Linked DNA regions of Homo sapiens: region 2 is linked to region 1. Evidence: chromatin loops called from intact Hi-C (ENCODE). Cell type or tissue: PC-9. All regions are shown on one strand. Each heading gives the region's core, and the rest is flanking DNA. Links, peaks and the distances in the headings are about the cores only.

Region 1 (7,945 bases), core at 2,226-6,225:
GCTATTGGAGAAGGGATGACCAGGAAGAATCATGCAGATGTATGTAACCAGCTGTAGGCAAGCTATTGGGAAGGATGTACAAGCCATGATTGCTGTAGTTGGAGAAGAAGCCCTTAGCTCAGATGATCTTCTTGACTTGGAATTTCTGCAGAAGTTTGAGAGGAACTTTATTTTTCAGGGTCCTCATGAAAATCACACTGTCTATGAGACTTTGGATACTGGTTGGCAACTGTTCCTAATCTTCCCCAAAGATATGCTGAAGAGCACCTGTACTGGTCAGGTTCTCCAGAGGGAGAGAATTAATAGGATAGATATCTACATAAAGGGGAATTTATTAAGGAGTATTGATTCACACGCTCACAAAGTATAGTCCCACAATAAGCCGTCTGCAAGCTGAGGAGCAAGGAAGCCAGTCCAAGTCCCAAAACCTCAAAAGTAAGGAAGCTGACAGTGAAGCTTTTAGTCTGTGGTCGAAGGACCAAGAGTCCCAAAGCTGAAGAACCTGGAGTCTGATGTTGAAGGCCAGGAAGCATCCAGAATGGGAGAAAAATGCAGGCTGGAAGACTAAGCCAGTCTAGTCCTTCTACATTCCTCTGCCTGCTTTTATCCCAGCCACATTGGCAGCTGATTAGATTGTGCCCACCCAGATTGAGGGTGGGTCTCCCCTCCCAGTCCAACTCAAATGTTAACATCCTTTGGCAACAACCTCACAGACACACCCAGGAACAATACTTTGCATCCTTCGATCCAATCAAGTTGACACTAAGTATTAACCATCACAGCAGCAAAGTAAATTTTACCCTTGAGACTCTGCAAAGCACTGGCTGCTGTTTCATCACTGCTTAATATACTTGTGAAATGCTGGTTCTGTTTTCTTTATTCCTTTAGCACTCCCCTAGCCTCATCTTTGTGTTGGAGTTTACCGTGTTAACCTATAATTAAAAACAAAGAATACGTAACATATTGTTCCAGTGTTGAATGCTTTAAACTGCTAACAGACTTCAAACTATTCCCTATTCAGAAAACCTGGGTCTTCAGTGCTTTGCTAAAAGTAGCTGCAGGGATGCAGGTGACGTTTTCTTATTGATGTTTGCATTGTACACAGTGATATAGTTAGTTACCTAATAATGTCCTCATTATCTGGGTCTCTTGGACTTTACCTCTCAACCTCCTCAAGAGTATCAGCCTCTGAGTTATAATGCTTTGGTCTCTAAATTAAAGGGGCAAGATCAGGTCTAAAAGATGACTCCTTTCAAAAGAGCCAAGATGCTCTTTCTTGAGCATTTTCTTTTGGGTTGTTGATGTGCCTGTGGTTCTGTGCTGCTGCTCTAAGCAAATAGTTTCTTTGGTTGCTTGGTTGGTTGGTTTTGTTTGTTTGTTTGTTTTTGAGGCAGAGTCTTGCTCTGTCGCTCAGGCTGGAGTACCGTGGTGTGAGCACAGCTGCTCCCAGGCTCAAGCAATCCTCCTACTTCAGTCTCCCAAGTAGCTGGGACTACAGGCATGTGCTACTCACATGCAGTTAATTTTTTAATTCTTTTTGTAGAGACAGGGTCTCACTATGTTGCCTAAGCTGGTCTTGAACCCCTGGGCTCAAGTGATCCTCCCTCCTCGGCCTCCCAAAGTGTTGTGATTACAGGCATGAGACATCACCCCTAGCCTAGCAGATGATTTTGACTGCCTACTTGCTCTTTCTTATACAATAAATAGATGAGCAAAAGAAATTTCCTTTTCCTGTTTATTACATATGCATTGAGATTCCTGTGTCTTACAGCTCTCCCTCTCTGAGCAACACACAAAATCCTGCAACTTTTGCACAGCTGATATTTATCTGATAGCAGTGAAAAGCCTTGTCTTTGGTGACCTTTACTGAGTTTCCATGCAGAAGAATCACATGACTAAAATCATTAATAGAGTGGTTGCTTGGGGTACAACAAAAGAAGAAAGAAAAACCTATAGCCATTCTACATTCTGACATGTGAACAGTGGTTTAAGTTTCTAAAGTGTTTACCAGATGCTGAAGGCAAGGTGAGAAGCAAAGGCTCTCATGTTTGTGGATATTTTAATCTCTGTTAGGAAGCAGCCTTTGGAAAATCCCTGATTTGGTTCTGCTTTCGGACCTACCTCTGCCTTTTCAGGGTAATGTTGTGGCACAGGTGGTGGCACTTAGAAGTTTTGGAGTTTTATTCCTGCTCCTTCCTGATGCAAGCCCTGAGCTGTCTTCTATGCAGTTGTGCCTTATTGACTGTTTGGTCTCTCTGTTCTTTGTTACTCAGGTGCAATAGCAACTTCCCTACTCCATGCATTCTACCTTTCAAATTGTGTAAATTTCTTTTCTTTTTTTCTCTTAGGGTGTAGGGTACGGGGGAAGTCAGTATAATTTTAATGTAGAAAATGTGATATTTGGATATAAATGAAAATACATGTTGGCCGGGCATGGTGGCTCATGCCTGTAATCCAGGCACTTTGGGAGGCTGAGGCGGGCAGATCACGAGGTCAGGAGTTCGAGACCAGCCAACGTGGTGAAACCCTGTCTCTATTAAAAATACAAAAATTTGCCGGCCGTGGTAGCGTGTATCAGTAGTCCCAGCTACTTGGGAGGCTGAGGCAGGAGAATTGCTTGAACCCAGAAGGTGGAGGCTGCAGTAAGCCGAGATCGCACCACTGCACTCCAGCCTAGGCAACACAGCAAGACTCTGTCTTGGGGAAAAAACAAACAAACAAACAACAATAACAACAACATGTTAAATAATGGAAAAAGAAAAAAAAGAGAGAATTAGAGTGAGGCAGCCACAAACCAAGAAACACCTGTGGCTGCCAGGTGCTAGGAGTGCGGTCTGGAGAACAGCTCCTTCCATTGCCTCTTCAGAGGGAATGTGGTCCTGTGGACACCTTGATTTCAGATTTCAGGCATCCAGAGTGTGAGACAATACATTTCTGTTGTTTTAAGCCACCCAGTTCATGATACTTTGTTATGGCAGTCCTAGAAAACTCATTCAGACCCTCAAGGAAATAAGAGCTATTTGGAATATGTGGCCGAGACTGCTAGGTGTTCACCAAAAGGCTTTCCATTCTACTTTTTTGCCTAAGTATAATAGGAGCCAGGCACATGGCTGTCCCCCTAGACTGTCTTTGCCAGCCTTGCTTGTGTTTAGGGTGGCCAGGTGCCTGAATTCTCACCAGGGGAATGAAGTGGGAGTCACGTGTCATTTCCGGGCCTGGGTTCTAAGATAACCAGCAAGCTTTCTCCACTGTCTTCTTTCCCACCAGCCAGAACCCAGCTGCACCGATGCAGAAGAGAACACTGCCCTGGGGAAGAATGAGCGACAAAGAACCAAAGCTGCCCTTCTGCTCTGGGCCACTCACCTCAAGGGGAAATAGGCTACTCTAGTTTGCCTTTTTATTACAGGAGCTTAGCTTTTCCTCCAAGTGATCCATGATTCTTGAGCTGGACAGGGAGAGAGGCACTGAGAATCCTAATTGTCTTCCAGAATAGGAACGACCAGCCCTTGGAAGACAGTGGCTAAGCACATAATCTCTTTGGGTAATCTGGGACTTTGGACAAGCTGAAGCTAAAATTCTCAGCCACCTAAAAGGGAGATGAAAGATGTGGAAACCAGTAGGGTGGCTGCTTCTGAAAGCATCAGGTATCTTGATTTAGGATAAGGACAAGCTCACGTCTTGAGATGTTTGCCACAAGGCACAAAGTGAAACTCACGACTTTTCTCTGGCCAGATGGAAACTGTTCACTGGGGCCATGGGTGCGAGATTGCTAAAGCCAAACTCGGATTCGGGGAGTTGCTGAATTTCAGTGACAGCCAACGGCATGACTTTGCCAGGTTTCCTTTAGGAAAGGATGGTGATATCTGGGGCTTGCGAGAGAACTTGGAGAATTCCTACCCACTAACCATCTTGGTCTGCAGCCTTTCCTCTGCGCCTCCCTCTCATGGAGAAGGAAGGAAGCTAACACTCTTCCTTCTGCCCCACACCTCCCTGTTTCTCAGCTGGGAACTAACTCCATCTGGAACAGCCAAATTGTTCTCATGGCAATGTCCTACATTTATTTATTTAACTATTTAATTTATTTGTTTAGAGACGGGGTCTCACACTGTTGCTCAGTCTAGTGTATGGTGATGCAATCATAGCTCACTGCAGACTTTAACTCCTGGGCTTAAGCGATCTTCCAGCCTTGGCCTCCCAAAGTGCTCGGATTACAGGTATGAGGCACCATGCCCAACCCTACATTTATTTTTTATCTGGATTTGCTTTCCCTGCCCTTCGTGCCTCCACCAGCACCACAGCCTGAGGGCTTATAGAAGCTTTTACCTAGTCATCGTATGTCACACGATGCTCCCTCTTATCAAGGAATTCACTTCATGGCAAAAGTGGCAGTGACTTAAGGCCTGTGGGATTCACTCTTCACCTAACAGACCCCACCCATGACCCAGGAGCAGCTGGCTCCTATAGCACAGTAGAATGGCCTTGTGGAGGCTCACAGTGCCCATGGGGAGATAACTGCTTGCTCCCCTCCGGAAGGGATCGGTGCTGTGAGTCAGCATCCCATATGTGATGCCATTTCCTGTGTCTCTCTATTACTTTTCAAGATGTAGCAGTGAGGCAGGCACTGCAAAGTGTCTCCCAATAGCCTTTCTTACTAGAAGTAGTAGAATTTAGAGCTGGGTGCATGGCCACCCAAAATCAAGATACCATTTTCCAGTCTCCCTTGCAGCTAGGCACGGCCGTGAGATACATATTAACCAATGGAATACAAGAAGAAGCCACATGTGGTGGCTTTAAATAACCTTCTACAGGAGAAAGCACCCTTTGTGTTTGCATCCCTTCCTCTGTCCTATTGCCTGAAGTGTCATCTTGACCCACGAGGCTTAGGTCATGCATTGCATAAAAAAAGCATAAAGAACCAGGGTCCCTGACATCTTAGAGCACTATTCCAGTCTGGATCACTTACCCAGACTTTTGTGAGAGAAAGAAACTTTCGATTTGTTCAAGGCATTATTGTCTGGGGTTTTCTGTTGCTCAGTGAAGGCAAACTGAATTCCAATCGAAACAATTGCTTCAGGAACGAAGGGGTGGAATTGCTCAAGGTGACACCTAACATCTGCTCTCCAAATGTTAGACTTCCTGTCCTGAGACTCTAGGCCTTGCTAGCTATAGGTTTTAGGGTCTCTTTTGGCTATCTGTTGCTGTACAACAAACCACTCCAAAACTTTGTGGCTTTAAATAGTAAAATATTGTTATCTCTCATGGTTCTATGAGTTGGCTGGGCTCAGCTCAGTGGTTCTTGCTTGGAGTCTCTTACGAGGTTGCAGCCAGTTGCTAGGTGGGGTTGGAACCATCTGAAGGTTTAACTGGACTGGACATCAAAGATGGCATCTTTATTTGACCTCCTGTGCCTCAGTGGTCTTATTCTGTGTGCCTGGCAGAATAGCCTGGATATTTATTTATTTATTTATTTATTTAGATGGAGTCTCGCTCTGTCACCCAGGCTAGAGTGCAGTGGCGTGATCTCAGCTCACTGCAACCTCCACCTCCTGGGTTCAAGAGATTCTCCTGCCTCAGCCTCCTGAATAGCTGGGATTACAGGTGCATGCTACCACGCCCGACTAATTTTTTGTATTTTTAGTAGAGACGGGGTTTCACCATGTTAATCAGGCTGGTCTTGAACTCCTGACCTTGTGATCCACCTGCCTCAGTCTCCCTAAGTATTGGGATTACAGGCATGAGCCACCGCGCCTGGCTTGCCTGGACTTCTTATGTGGCAGCTCTGGGCTCCAAGAGGGAGGAAGAGGAGGTTGTTAGTCTTATTAAAGGCCTACCTCAGAGCTGACAGAGAGCATCACTTCTACCACATATTGTTGGTTAAGCAGTCTCAGGCCAACCCAGTATTCAAGGGCTGAGGAAACACATTTCACCTCTCAACAGAGAAGTGATAGGGAATTTGTAGCCGTCTTTAATCCACCACAAAGCCCAAGGGATGAAAACTTCTATCAGGGGACTCAACAATGGTTCCTCTGAATTGTAAGCTGAGAGTGCCATCGAGCCACTTTGTCTCCTCAGCCACAAAGCAAACATCAAGGAAAGCGGAGGTTCTTGAAAGGAAGTACCCATGAGTCTCTACTTCTATGATCCATGGAGTTTTGGTTTCCGGCCTGCCTGAGACCTAACTGTTGCCTTTCCTTTGGCAGAGTTCTTCCAATCAATTTCACAAACACAAATACTTTTTATTTTCTTGGCTCAGGATAGCAAGATTGAATAAGCTCCATAGATCTGCTGTACAATATTACATCTATAGTCGATGATACCATATCGTACACTTGAAAATTTGTTAAATGGGTAGTCCTCATGTTACGTGTTCTAATCACAATAAAATATATTTTTTAAAAAGGTTGCAAAATTGGAGTCTGCCCCTTAACTGATACGTTCATCCCTATCATGCATACACACATGGCTTTTTACTTATGTAACTCTGCCAAGAGTGCCTGAGGCTGTGAAAAAGGGATAACTGACTAACCAGCCCCACCAGATAAATCAGAAGCCTGGCTTTAATCTATACAGACTAATAATTTTTGCAATCATAGTGAGGGCCCTAAGGTGTCAAGAAGATTTTCAATCACATTTCCTAGATTTCCTCATTACATAAATGTTTCCTAAGATCCCACCAGATGCCACACCCTGTGCTCAGCACTGGACAGTCATGAAGCAGGTCCAGTCCCTGACCTCAAGGAAAACCAGTCTACATTGTACCACATTATAACAAGTTAGGTTTGGGATTATCAAATCTTCTGGTCTCTCCCATCACTTCCTCCCATATTAATCTGGAATAGCTGCAAATGCTTTTATATACATATATATATTTGAGACAGAGTCTCGCTCTGTCACCCAGGCTGGAGTGCAGTGGCATAATCTCAGTTCACTTCAACCTCCGCCTCCTGGGTTCAGGCAATTCTCCTGCCTCAGATTCCCAAGTAGCTGGATTTACAGGCACCCGCCACCATGACTGGCTAATTTTTATATTTTTAGTAGACACGGGGTTTCACCATGTAGGCCAGGCTGGTCTCAAACTCCTGAGACCGCTTTGGCACCCCAAAGTGCTGGGATTACAGGTGTGAGCTACTGCACCTGGCCTGCTTTTATATTTTTAAGATTAAAATTTTTTCCCATCTTTCCCTTCTCTCTCTCTTTTTCATGATTCCCCATCTTTAAAACAATAGAAGCCTGCCTGCTACATCACCACGAGAGCTCATACTGTAGGACTCTGTGGTCACTCTGTTGAAAATTTGCAGCACTTTCTCTTCCCTCTTCCCAGCTCTCAGTTGAATTGGCTGGAGTTCTGATACCCACTGACATTACTGTTATTTTGTTTTTTGTTTTTTCTTCTTCTTCTTCAAAATCATGTCTGAAGTTAATTACAGCTTCAAAGGGCTTTTCTGGTCAGTTTCTTCAGTTGAGGCAGTTGGTTCTGGGCTGGCTCGGTCTCCGCTACCTTCACCCAGTTCTTATTTGAAGTGTAGAGTCCTTGGTAGATAATATTAACCTAAGGCTTTCACGAGTTATCAAAGATAGAGAAGAAGGAAATCCTTTACAAGGATAGAAAAGAAGAAAAAGAAATCCAAAGTCACCTGCTTTCCTCCCAATGACATTTTCCATGGAAGGAATGCCGTTTGCTGATGAGAGTACTCTTCCACCTTCACAAGGCTCTGCAGCATTGTGGAGCGTTTTTCACAGCGAGCTCTTCTTTCTCCTTCTAAACAGTGTGACCTATGGAAAAGGACAAACATGGAGGTCAGAGAGTGCCTGATGGAATCCCAGCTTTGCTTCTCGTTGGCCCTGGACTGCCAATTGATCATGTACTAAAGGAGGAGTATAGCGATGCTTACCCTTTGGTTTTAGCGTTAGGAATGTGATTACCCTGCACGTAGTAGGTGCTCAT
Region 2 (7,945 bases), core at 1,849-5,848, 120 kb before region 1:
GGAGTCACCTTGTGGCCCAGGCTGGAGTGCAGTGGTGCGATCTCGGTTCAAGTGATTCTCCTGTCTCATCCTCCCTTGTAGCTTGGATTATAGGCACCCACCACCATACCCGGATAATTTTTGTATTTTTAGTAGAAACAGGGTTTCACCATGTTGGCCAGGCTGGTCTTGAACTCCTAACCTCCGTGATCTGCCCACCTCGGCCTTCCAAAATGCTGAAATTACAGGCGTGAGCCACCGTGCCTGGCCTGCATGAGTAACTGAATAACAATGTTAACAGCTGAGGAGTGAGGTTATGGATTTGTTTCTGTATACTATTCTGTCCTTCCTAAATTTATACAGTGAATATCTATTGCTTTTGTAATCAGTAAGAAAATAATAAATAAGCTTTGAGAAGGTAAACATTGGACATGTGATTTATAGATATGATCTGGTTCTAAAGAAAAAAGATGAGGCATCTAATCTGTTTAGAGCAGAAATATATATTTAAGAAGCCATGCATGTATATATTTGTACTCTTCATGTTAAATTATTATTCATGTTTTTATTCTAGATTATAAAAGAGTATGAAAGAGCCATCATCTTTAGATTGGGTCGCATTTTACAAGGAGGAGCCAAAGGACCTGGTCAGTACTGGGATTCTAGATTGTTTATCTGAAAACTAAAGTTCTTTTTATTTTTTTTATTTTTAGGTAGTTGTTTTTTTAAAGACAGGGTTTCATTCCGTCGCCCAGGCTGGAGTACAGTGGCATGCTCATGTCTCACTGCAGCCTTGAACTCCTGACCTCAAGCAATCATCCCACCCCAGCTTCCCAAAGCACTAGGATTACAGACGTGAGCCACCGTGCCCAGTCTAAAATTTTTTTATTGACGTGATTTCCCTTATGAGGGCCTCTTCTACTCTGTCTTAGATAAGAGTTCATGTAGCAGGAGTTGTATAACAATAGCAGTGGTTCTAGCCAATCTTTTGTTACCCTTTCCTTCCTACCCTTCCCCTCCCCTTCCCATTTGAGCTGATAAGATTACCACCTAGGCCAAGAACAGTACAGCTATACAAGTTTGAGCATGAGAATCTCTACCAAAGAAAGACTTTCAGTCATTCATTTGGCAAACTTCAATTAAGCTCCTACTGTGTTCCAGGTTCTGGGAATTCAAGGGAGACTAAAACACAGTCCCTACCCTCAAGGATCTTCCTATCTAGTGGTAGGAACCAACAAGGAAACAGATAGCTACAATCCTATGTGATAAGTATTATGATCAAGTACTCACAGAGAGCTGTGAGAAAAGAGAAAACCAGAGAAGTGTTACTGATCTGAACTAGTCGTAGGCTGAGTCAAGGCTTTCTGGAAGTTACATCTTGACTGAGTCTTGAGGTCTGAAAAGGTGTTAACCAACAGGAGGTGTTTGCGGCGGAAATAGCAACATACACAAAGCAACAAAGAGGAGAGTATTGCAGATTCAAGAAACTGCAAGTAGATCAGTCCAGCAAGAGTGCAGGGTGTGAAGAGAGAGGAAGTGGCTGAAGAGGGGAACAAAGGCGGGTTATGCAGGACCATGCGTGGGGGAGGGTTTGTATTTTAGGGGGGATTGCTCGGCTTGCAGCTTAGGAAATAGATTATAGGAGAGAAACTACAAAAAATAGAAAGATGGCCTGGGAAACGATTGCATTGGTCCCAGTGGGGCGGTGGGGAGAAGAGTGATAGCAACAGTAGATTAAGGAAATGAACTCCACAGACCTTAGTGGAGACAGTCAAATGTGGGAAGTAAGCAAGAGGAATCAAAGTTATCATTCCTGGCTTCTGGCTCATTCACGAAGATGAACTGGTGACTTTTCAGTTCACTAGGTTGATTTTCTTAAAACTGAATGGAGAAGTGAACTGATTAGGTTGCTGGTGTCTGTATAATGTGTGTATCTTTGTTGCAGGTTTGTTTTTTATTCTGCCATGCACTGACAGCTTCATCAAAGTGGACATGAGAACTATTTCATTTGATATTCCTCCTCAGGAGGTAAGGTTTTCTTTGAATAACTGAGGTATCATATGTGAAAGTGCTTTACAATGAGGGACAGAATAGTTAGAGTGTAGGCTTTATTTATTTATTTATTTTAAATTTTTGTTTGTTTGTTTGTTTGTTTTAATTGGAATCTTGCTCTGTCACCCAGGCTGAAGTGCAGTAGTGTGATCTCAGCTCACTGCAACCTCCGCCGCCTGGGTTCAAGTGATTCTCGTGCCTCAGCCTCCCGAGTAGCTGAGACTATAGATGTGCGCCACCACGCCCGGCTAATTTTTTTGTATTTTTAGTAGACACGGGATTTTGCCATGTTGGCCAGGCTGGTCTCGAACTCCTGACCTCAGGTGATCCGTTCTGGCCTCCTAAAGTGCTGGGATTACAGGCATGAGCCACCGTTCCCTGCCAGAGCACAGGCTTTAGACCTTGACTGCCTTCAGCATTTCTAGCTCAGTGACCTTAAGCAAGTTCTTTAACTTTTCTGTGCCTCAGTTTCCTCATCCAGAAAATAGACATTTGTAATAGTAAGAACTACTGTATAAGGTGGTTCTGAGAAGTGAGATATATGTGCCAAGTGCTTAGAGCAATGGCTGACAAATAGTAAGTGCTATATAAGTTCTTACTGTTACTATTACAGTTGGCCCTTTGCATGCATGGGTTTTGCATACAGGGATTCAGCCAACCGCAGACTGAAAATATTAGGAAAAAACTCCACAAAGTTCCAAAAAGCAAAACTTGAATTTGCCATGCATCAAGCATGGCATTGAATCCACATGAATAAAGTGATGTGTAGGTATTGTATTGGATAATAGAAGTAATCTAGAGATGATTTAAAGTGTACAGGAAAATGTACATAGATTATACGGTTGGCTCCATGGATCAAAAATATTTAGGGAAAAAAGCAATTGACAATGATACAATAATACAAATTTTTAAAAACGGTGTAGTATAGCAACTATTTATGTAGTATTTACATTGTGTTAAGTATTATAAGTACTTCAGAAAGGATTTAATGTATAAAGGAGGATGTGCATAAGTTATATGCAAATATTGTGCCACTGTATATAAGAGACTTGAGCATCCTTGGATTTTGGTATCCTCTGAGGGTCCTAGAATCAATCTCCCACAGATACCGAGGAATGATTATTACAAAACATAGTGTAATGCTAATGTAAGTATAATAATATCATCATTGTTATTACTATCAACATTTTTACTACCACATTTCTCTTCTATGGGTTTCTGATAGAAAACCCTATTAGTTCATTATTTTTTTTCTTAAGGTTTTATTCTAGATAAATTGGTTAGAAACCAAAGAATTAGAAACTGCTTGTTGGGCATTTTAGATAAAACATAATATTTTATACTAGTGATTATTTTGTGCCTTTTCAAACTACTTCACAAGTATTATCATAGATGAAACTCATGGCAGAATCCCTAGAAAGTATATAGTTGCAGTGAAACAAAGGAATTCCTCCAGATTACAGTGGCAGAGCCAAGACTAAAATTGAGCTCTTCGGATTCTTTGTATAGTGCTGTTTTTTCCACAGCTCCATGCTAAATGCATTGTACATGAGCTCCCTCATAGCCCCCGAAAAAGTGATGGCCATCCTGGGAACCATGTCCTTAGGAGACTTAATAACCGTTGCATACAGAAAACCTGAAAACATCATGAAGGGGGAAGGACAGAAGAATGCTGTCAGTGTTTCCTGGCCAAAGGCCAGATACTCAGCATGGTGATGGAGCCTGGCCATGTTGCCTTCTCATGTCACAAATACCAGAAACCAGCTTAGGAACTTCCTTGTTGGTACTGATCCAAGAAGTGGGTGGGGTCAGACTTTATAATCCACCCAAAGTTAGTGATGCCAGGAATCATTTTGCCCACATTTTACTCATAAGAACAAGACTGAGAGTATCACTGTATTCTCTGTGTGTTTTCCCATCGTCTAAGGAAGATTGAGTCTCAGAAGGAGCCCTTCAGGGTAGCTGGACATTCTGGCATTTTCCACTATAAACATTACAGACATCTGGCAGAGTTGCTGTTTAAGCTTCTGCTTTCCAGTGGCCCTCTCCTATTCTGCAAGCTGCTGAATGCAAAGCAGATTGGAACTTGGCAGCAATCCTTTTTCTGATCCCCTGTGAAGTTTCTGTGAAGGGAGATAAACCCTTGCCGATGATAAACAGTAGGCAGAGAAGCTGTAGCTTTAGAAAGAAGCTGTGGCAAAGTCAAAGTGGCAAGAATTTGGGAATGACACACATTTTCCCATCATGTCATGGGAAATAATTAGTTTTCATACAAGATGGTAATACACTGTACATTTATTTATAAATCCTCCACTTCTCTTCCATGTTAGAAGTATTTTGAGATTACTAAAAAAGGATCACTGCTTTGATGTCTGGCAGGGCTAAACAGCCATGTTACAACATTGTTATTATTACCTTCCATTTTCATAGCTGTTTACTCTTTCAAAAGGGCTTCATTCACAAGTATGTTCTTATTTGATCTTCACAGAAATTTGGATAGAATTAGGCAGTATTATTAGCGCCATCTCACAAATGAGGAATCTGTTGGTCAAATGGGTTAAAAACCTTGCTAGAGGCCATCCAGGGACCTGAAGGCAGAGATGGGACTCAGTTCAGGTCTCCTAACTCTCACTGCTGTGTTCCTCATCGGTCACTGTTCTCAGGACCACATTTCAGTTCAGCTCCTCTCTCATTTATTGACTACCCGCTATGTTTCAAGCACTCTGCCAGTGTTAGAGTTACAAAGAATTGCCCTGAAGAAATTCATAGTCTAAGAGAGAAGTAGAAATGTGAATAAATAATGTCACTACAGTAAGGTGCAGTGGATGTGCAAGGGAAGAGTGCTTAACTCTGCCAAGTAAGCCAAGAAAGTTTCACAGAGAGAAGGACATTTAAATGATCAGTAGAAAGGTGCCAGCCTGATGTTGTTAGTGAGAGAGGCTGGAATTCCCAGGCTGGAGCAATCTTCCTGCCTCAGCCTCCTGAGTGGCTGAAACTACAGGTGTATGCCATCATGCCCAGCTGGCTTGTTTATTATTATCTAAATTAACTTATTACAGTTAATCAAGTCAGTGTTTTATTCAGTAAAGTTACCACCATTATCCAAGATGAAATAATAAGACAGCTCTTACGTGCCAGGAACTTTTCTGAGCACTTGAATGTATTTAACGCATTAATTCTAGCAAGAATGCAAAGTAGGTACTATAATTAATCTCTACTTTACAAATGAGAAAACTGAGTCCCAGTGAGTTTTAAGTGATGGATGTAACTATTTTCCTGGAGCCTCTCACTCAGATAACTTCTTAGCTTAAAACAAAAATATGTCATGTTTAGCATTTTTATGTAGCATGCTGTAAAATATGTTTTGATGCTGACCTTGCCCTTTAAAAACATTCCCCATGCACTTTTTGTTCCAGTAATATTGTGGAACTTGTAGTTTATCAAACCTTGACTCTCTAGTGCCTCTCTCTTGAATATTCTTCCACTCCACCCAACACCCTCAGAAAAATTGTATTCCTTTCTTCAAGATTCAATTCAGGTATCACCCCTGCCACCCACAGCTGCCCCTAAGAGTTTCCTTTGATTCCCTAACCTCCTTCAAAGGAGGAACCAAGTTTTTTTCCTACCTTAATCCCTGGTACCTAGTACAGTGCCTGCTGTTGAGTGATATCTCAATATTATTTGTATGATTGAATGAATTAATGGACTTGAATAATTTATTTTATTAAATTTTAAAAGATATAATTAACTTTCTGATGCCTTACTAAAGAAAATCAGCTAGTGTTATAAGATATTCTGTAGAATAACATTCCTTACAGTTATGTTAAAAAAAAGTCGTTGACAGATGTAAAATTGCTTCCTTCATCTTGTAGATCCTCACAAAGGATTCAGTGACAATTAGCGTGGATGGTGTGGTCTATTACCGCGTTCAGAATGCAACCCTGGCTGTGGCAAATATCACCAACGCTGACTCAGCAACCCGTCTTTTGGCACAAACTACTCTGAGGAATGTTCTGGGCACCAAGAATCTTTCTCAGATCCTCTCTGACAGAGAAGAAATTGCACACAACATGCAGGTGGGGAGTACGTCAATGCTGTTACCCCCCAGAAGCTGAAAAATGAAGCAAAGAGTCAATGGTTGTTTGAGAACCTTTTATTAATTCAAGTTGTGGGGGTCTGTGACCGTTTTTTTTTCTTCATAGTAAAATTTTTCAAATTTGGCAGGAGGGGACATTTTTCACATTAGCAGTTCATGAGTTCATAACACTCATGCGTACATTTTTTTAAAATTTTCTTCAGTGTGTATTTTTTTCCAGAATCAGTAATAACCTTTTTGTTTAGAACAGAGGCTATTCTGCAAGATAGTGTAGGTATTCCTAAAGCTTTATTCTGTGTGTGAGTCCCATGAATTATAACTGTTGTGCTTTCCAGTCTTTCTTGAGTAACAGATATTCAGTTAAGCATAGCTTATTCAAAAAAGATAAAGTGCTATAACTCTGGATTCTTATTATTTGTATAGACTTCATCGTGGGTAAAATCTATGATTGTATTTGATATGCACAACAACCTATGAAATAGATGTGTGGTTTCATTCCTGACATTCTAAAGGGAGGAAGTTGAAGCACAAAGGAGTAATATGACTTACACAGAGTCACATTAGCTCAGGAGTTGGCAAACTGTAGCCTACAGGCTGTAGTTTTTGTAAGTAAAGTTTGACTGGAGTATAGCCACAGCCATTTATTTATATATTATCCATGGCTGCTTTTGACTACAACAGCTGGGTTAAATAGTTGAGACAGAGACTACAAATAAACAATCACTATATGGCCCTTTTAGAAGAAGCTGCTAACCCCTGCATTAGCTTGTTAGCAACAGAATCAGGATCAGTGAGCCAGCCCCTGCGTCACCATTCGTTCCACCGTGGGGTAACTGTCTCTCCACAACTCTCCCCAGCACCTTATCTCCTCCAAATCCCAATGAATACAGCCTCTGTCAGCATCTGGGCTGGGCTGAGGAGATTTAGCTTGCCTTCTCTCTTCCTAACAGTCTACTCTGGATGATGCCACTGATGCCTGGGGAATAAAGGTGGAGCGTGTGGAAATTAAGGATGTGAAACTACCTGTGCAGCTCCAGAGAGCTATGGCTGCAGAAGCAGAAGCGTCCCGCGAGGCCCGCGCCAAGGTAACTTTTTTTTTAAACTTGTTTTTCTTACTGAGTTTTCTCTTTTATTAATAATTATAAAAAAACGTAAAACATGCTTGCTGTAAAAACTTGAAATAATCTTGAAGTGGTAAAGTTAGAAGTGAAAACCCTCCCCGTAACTTCAAATCATATTCCCCCAGAGGTCACCACTCCTAACAGTTGAGTGTATTTGGATTTTATTTGACCAGGTTTTTGGATTACTGGCTTGTTTGTTTTACAAAAGTAGGGTTATACTGCACATGTTGTTCTGCGCTCTGCTTTTTTCATTTAATATTAATATCTATGGACGTATCAGTACATGTAGAGTTACCTCATTCTTTTATGACTGTGTGTACCATACTTATTCTCCCGATTCCATATTAAGGTCAAATTAACAGTTCCAACTTCGGAGCAAGTGGGTCATCATTCCATCCATACCACCCATCTCTTACTTATTTTTGGCTTCTTTTTTGTTCTGTTTCTTTTCTCAGGCTCTTTTTCCCTTTTACTGTTTCCTATTCCTCATTCTCTCTTTTCCTCTTGTTTATATTCTCTTACTTTGACATCTGCCTTTTTTCTTCCTTCTTTTCATCATCATCTGCCTATGTCTTAACCCTGCATGGGTGGCATGGCCCCTCTGGGAGGCACTGAGGAAATATTTGTTAACCTAACCTAGAAAAGAGTATCTTTAAAGATGATAATGTGTAAAATTTCAGGGATATCTCACCAAACC

Evidence for each region. Peaks named below come from ENCODE experiments on the same cell type or tissue, not always from the same donor. Only the 100,000 strongest peaks of a DNase experiment are listed, where the experiment ranks them.
Region 2: it touches region 1 in a loop (12-fold over the local background); 1 of 110 quality-filtered maps calls a loop at or near these places.

Annotation. Positions count from the first base shown.
Region 1 is chr9:121,230,993-121,238,937 of GRCh38, reverse strand. It overlaps a transcript of GSN not described here and the pseudogene LOC645482. Among named protein-coding and RNA genes, the nearest start is that of RAB14, 33 kb to the right of the region's middle. In PC-9, for the core only: no CTCF peak of the experiment used is centred there; a DNase peak (open chromatin) is centred at 4,357; H3K27ac peaks cover 3,555 bases.
Region 2 is chr9:121,347,282-121,355,226 of GRCh38, reverse strand. STOM (stomatin) reads left to right here. Exons shown (of 7, transcript NM_004099.6): 3 at 554-626; 4 at 1,925-2,007; 5 at 5,904-6,107; 6 at 7,078-7,212. Among named protein-coding and RNA genes, the nearest start is that of STOM, 19 kb to the left of the region's middle. RefSeq lists an enhancer at 1,005-1,224. In PC-9, for the core only: no CTCF peak of the experiment used is centred there; a DNase peak (open chromatin) is centred at 3,796; H3K27ac peaks cover 365 bases.